2 separate regions of the Homo sapiens genome follow, and region 1 is linked to region 2. Evidence: read pairs that join two places in POLR2A ChIA-PET (ENCODE). Cell type or tissue: K562. All regions are shown on one strand.

Region 1 (2,500 bases), 520 kb after region 2:
AGTTTACCAAGTTCTTTTTCGTCATCGTTAATTTAGAGTGGGTTACATCAGTTTTTCTTTTCTGGCTGCCAAAGGCTTAGGAAAAAGGCAAACTGACAGAGGAAGATTTTAAATGTAGAAATATTTATTGGTTTACAAATCCTTTTAATCACTTATACATGAAAAGCTTTCATATAATTCAAAAAGCAAATTTTAAATTCCAATGAAATAGTTCATCCCGTGGTTGTGAAAGAGTGTTTTTAGATTGCTGCACAGAAGCATGTTTAACGTGGAAATCAGCTCATGGTTTTAGTTGTTAGGGCTACAAGAAATTGGGGGAGACTTCATTCCAAGAAAACATGTAGTCTGTCAGGCTGTTTTCATTCCTCTAAAAGAGACAGTTTTCTAAGATGTTTTTGAAAATGAGAAAATACGTAATAGATCTGCTTAAGAAGTTTCAAACTTAATCTGTGCTTATTACATGAATATGCTAATGTAAAACCAGGCCTTCAGTTAGTGTTTCCTTCCTTTTAGAATGGTGTATGTAAAGCAAAATATAAACTAATTTCTGACCTGTCAAAGGTTTTTTCTTAAAATTTAAATTTATAATGTGGTTTGGTTTTTCTTTCCCACTCAAACATGAATTTGGGTAATACCAGAATAAAGCTGGATATATAAATTTTATCCAAAATTTAGAACTCTGTTGTTAAGAAATCTGTTGACCACATAACCATGTTTCTGAGAAAATACATGATTTTTTGCATCTTTAAAAAAAATTAGCACTAAGAAGCTAAGATGAAGTTGTTTTTGTAATTTGATTTTTTTTTCCTTAAAATACTGTTTTGGAGTTAAAAGTTGTAGCAAAACTGGTATAAGAAAGATGTTTTAAGATATATTTAAGTCTTGTCTCATACTCTATTGACTAAGCTAGCCCGGTGACTAGGGTAGATGTATTTAAAGAATAACTTTTCCCCCTTAAAATCTCAATATTCCACATCCTGTTAGACTTCTTGAGTATTAAATACATCTTCTATCCTTGGTCTTTCTGCATTTAGCTTTTTTGGGAAGTATGTTTTTACCCAAGCATATGGTATGAGCTGCTGATTCAGTATTGAGTGGCTCTTTAAGCTTGTTAGTTACATTCTGCTGATTAAAATGGTGTACAGAATAGTCAGGAAAAACCAGTCCCTGGTCTGAAATAAACAATGTTAATTAGCTTATGGGGAAGAACAAATGAGTAAGGAGAATTTTCATATACAAAGGAAATCTCTGATTGTCTTTCTGGACTCAGTGTGTTTGGGTTAAGGAGATAGGGTGCGGCTGGAGAAAATGATGAAAATGTTCAGAATGTTACATGTATTTTTACACTGAAACTGGAAGTGGAAGCCCAGTGTGATAGTTTTCTGCCCGATGTTGGCCTGTCTTCACACCCACACCACTTATCTTGATTGATAGAGCTACTACTTCCTCTTATACTGCTTCAGAAGTTAACCTCTGTGGTGCAGTGCTAGGATATCACAGAGGAAATAATCCCTTGTAGACAGTGTCTTGTTGCTGGGAGTTATCAGTGCCTCCTGTTCTCTCTAAGGAGGGCAATGGGAAGCCCTTTCCTTGCATTTGCTACAGCCGTTTCCTTGACCTCCCTGGAAGAACAGTATTTCATGGTGTCAGACAACATTCAGAACATGCTCAAATTAAATGTATGTCAGTATGCATTTGCTTTGGTGTGTGGTTTGTCCAAACCAAAGTGCCCATACATGTCTCTGGTCCAGCCATGTGGGAAATTCAGCAGTGGGGTGAACCATATGGAAATGGCAGGTGTTGGGCAGCCTTGACTGGACTGCCCTGGTCTTACTTCTGGATTTGGTGAGTAGAAGATCACACTGTTGCTTGCTGCCCTGGGTTCACCTCAAAGAGGGAAAGAAGAATTAGCAACTTAAATGGTTAAATTTAGAAACAAGAAAAAGTTCTGTCAGTGGGCAGTTTCTTACGTCTAACAAAAAAAACAACAGCAGTGAATTCTTTTGTGTTCAGAATTAACCAGTAAACACAACCTTAGCAATTAACCTATCACTATCACGATTGTTTATTTCCTGGAATTTTGTTGACAGAATTAGTCCAATAAATGTTATGAATAATAATTTTATGAATAGAGATAGGTTAATGCCAAATTAAGTATAATTGAATCTGAGACATTAATGCAACTGTTTTAAATTCAACCACTGACCTGCAATTTTTATATGCCTTGTCCATCCAGCAAGATACATTTTGTCCATTTTTTTCATGTTTAAAATTTAATATTTATTGTCAATTCCAGTGTGTTTCATTGCTAAACATCAGGCTCAGCCAAAGCAATCACGAAAATGACTCCACGTTGAATCTTTAACATCACAATGTGGATTAACAATTTGGCAACATTTGGCTGGGCGCGGTAGCTCACCTATAATCCCAGCACTTTGGGAGGCCGAGGCAGGTGGATCACGAGGTCAGGAGATCGAGACCATCCTGGCTAACACGGTGA
Region 2 (2,500 bases):
CAAAAACAAAATTAGCCGAGCTTAGTGGCGGGTGTCTGTAGTCCCAGCTACTCGGGAGGCTGAGGCAGGAGAATGGCGTGAACCCGGGAGGCAGAGCTTGCAGTGAGCCGAGATCGCGCCACTGCACTCCAGCCTGGGCGACAGTGCAACCTCCGACTCCCTGGTTCAAGTGATTCTCCTGCCTCAGCCTCCTGAGTAGCTGGGATTTACAGGCATGTGCCACCATGCCCAGCTAATTTTTGTATTTTTAGTAGAGACGGGGTTTCACCATGCTGGCCAGGATGGTCTCAATCTGACCTCGTGATCCGTCCGCCTCGGCCTCCCAAAGTGCTGGGATTACAGGCATGAGCCAGCGTGCCTGGCCCAGGAAATATTTTTTAAGTAGAGAGGGAGGAACTCCTTTGGGCTGTACACTTGGCTACGTGAATATGCTCATTCATCTATGCATCCGTCTGCATGCTTCCTAAACCCTAGGCCCTGGCCATCACTGGGGTGCAAAGATCAGTCGGAAATGGGTAGAGAGGATGATGACAATGCAGGAAAAAGGCACATACTTAGGAGATGCAGCCAGACTGTTCAACTGGTTTAGACACAGGGAGGCTTAACTCTACCTGGCAGGGTTTCAGAGAAGAGGTGGCTTTGCTTTGAGCTTTTTTTTAAATTGAAATGGGTCTTGTTCTGTCACCCAGCTGGAGTGCGGTGGCATAATCTTGGCTTACTGCAGCCTCCACCTCCCGGGCTCAAGCAATTCTCCCACCTCTGTCTTCTGAGTAGCTTGAGTCACAAGTGTGCGCCACCAAGCCCAGCTAATTTTTTCTATTTTGGGGGGGACGGGGTTTCACCATGTTCCCAGGCTGGTCTCAAACTCCTAAGGTCAAGCAGTCGCTTGCCTGGGCTTCCCAGTGTGCTGGGATTACAGGTGTGAGCCACTTCGCCTGGCCTGCTTTGAGCTTTCAAGAAGGATGGGATTTGGGGTTCTTGGAGAAGCATGATGGGGAGGCCCCTGCGGGGAGTGGAAGGAACAAATGCCACACAGGGAAGGTGGAGGCCCACAGACCATTGTTCCTGAATTCACAGCTTTGCGGTGGCCAGCCCTCTGGAGGCTTGGGGCTGGCAGCTTGAACTAGCCAGTAGCTGGCATCACCCATCCCAGTGCTGGACCCGGAGGTGTGGCAGGAGGGAGCCCAGCCTCAGCACATCTCTCCGGGGACTACAAGGCAGCTGTGTTGAAACAGATCCACTCCATGTCCCCTGGAATTGGCTGTGCCCTGCCACCTGCAGTTGGTCTCCTGGGCCAGGCCTCTGAACAGTTCGTAGGTTCGCCCCACCTTCCTGCAAGGTGGATAGGCTGCATGTCTGGGGAGCAGGGGCTGGCCTAGCTCTGGCAGTGAGCAACGAGGCCTGCCTCCTTGATTCTTTCTCGGTTCCTCTTCCCCCTTTAGTCCTCTGGAATAAGGATCCTCCCCCTCCTGGTTGTGAGTCATTTGGCAGTCGTTGACACCCAGTGTCCTGGGCACCTGGGTCTTTGTGTTGAGCAAGGACCTTCATGTTCTCTGCCCGCTTTCCTCCAGGCCAAGGCAACCGAACTTTGGATCTGGTCACACCCCAGCCTGGCAAAGGGACAAGGTCACTGAATCTGTGTGCATGGGAATGTGGCTAAGAAAAACAATAATAATTCCTTACCTTATATTTGCAGAGCACTTTGCACTTTGTCAGACATGACCAGGCTTGTGTTTTTTCATCCAGCCAGCAAATGCTTGTCCAGTACCTACTGTGTGCCAGGTGGTAGAAAAGTAAACACGATTAGGTTGATGTCTTGAAGGAGCCTACAGTCTGGGGAAACATATGAACAAATAAGTATAAGAAATGGTGAGTCAGGAATATGTATAGACTGGGGCTTAAAGGAGGAATGTTTGGTTATACCAGGGAATATCGGGAAGGGCTTTGTAGAGGAGGTGGCATTTAGTGGGTCAGAATATGAACAGTAATTTTGGGTAGACCTGGTGGGGTGGATACATTCCAGGCAGGAGGAACAACTTGAGCAAGTCAAGAAGGCATCCTACAACCTAGCAGTTGGGAGCAGGAGGTTAGTTGTGGATATGGCAGGTAAGGTGAGGGATGAGGCTGGAGAATTGATACCAGGAGGGCCTGGTGTGGAGCTTCCAGAAGTTGGACCTTACTCTGTAGCAGTGTGGACCCCTGGAGAGTTTTAGAAGGATCCCCCTGGGGATTAGAGTGAGACTGGAGGCAGGGAGGCCAGTTAGGCCGATGTAGTCATCCACTCAGGAGATAAAACCTGAAATAAGGTAATAGGAAGAGAGGAAGGGAAGGTTTGAAGTGCTGAGGACTTGGTCATTAGGTGGATGTTGGGGCTTATAGGGCAGGAAACAGTTGAGGATTCTTCCATTATACATCTCTTCAGTAAGTTCATCTTGAGCCTCTACTTACTACATGTAAAGTACCTAAAGTGTACTGTGTGGGCACAAAGATGGGACAGACA

Evidence for each region. ChIA-PET counts read pairs that join two places held together with the same protein. Peaks named below come from ENCODE experiments on the same cell type or tissue, not always from the same donor. Only the 100,000 strongest peaks of a DNase experiment are listed, where the experiment ranks them.
Region 1: POLR2A ChIA-PET joins it to region 2 with 6 read pairs; 2 of 35 experiments call an interaction of 5 or more read pairs at or near these places.

What each region holds. Positions count from the first base shown.
Region 1 is chr2:47,485,911-47,488,410 of GRCh38, forward strand. It overlaps a transcript of MSH2 not described here. Among named protein-coding and RNA genes, the nearest start is that of MSH2-OT1, 40 kb to the right of the region's middle. In K562, no CTCF peak of the experiment used is centred here; no DNase peak of the experiment used is centred here.
Region 2 is chr2:46,969,347-46,971,846 of GRCh38, forward strand. All of the region lies in intron 3 of TTC7A (tetratricopeptide repeat domain 7A), which reads left to right. Among named protein-coding and RNA genes, the nearest start is that of TTC7A, 29 kb to the left of the region's middle. In K562, no CTCF peak of the experiment used is centred here; a DNase peak (open chromatin) is centred at 1,479.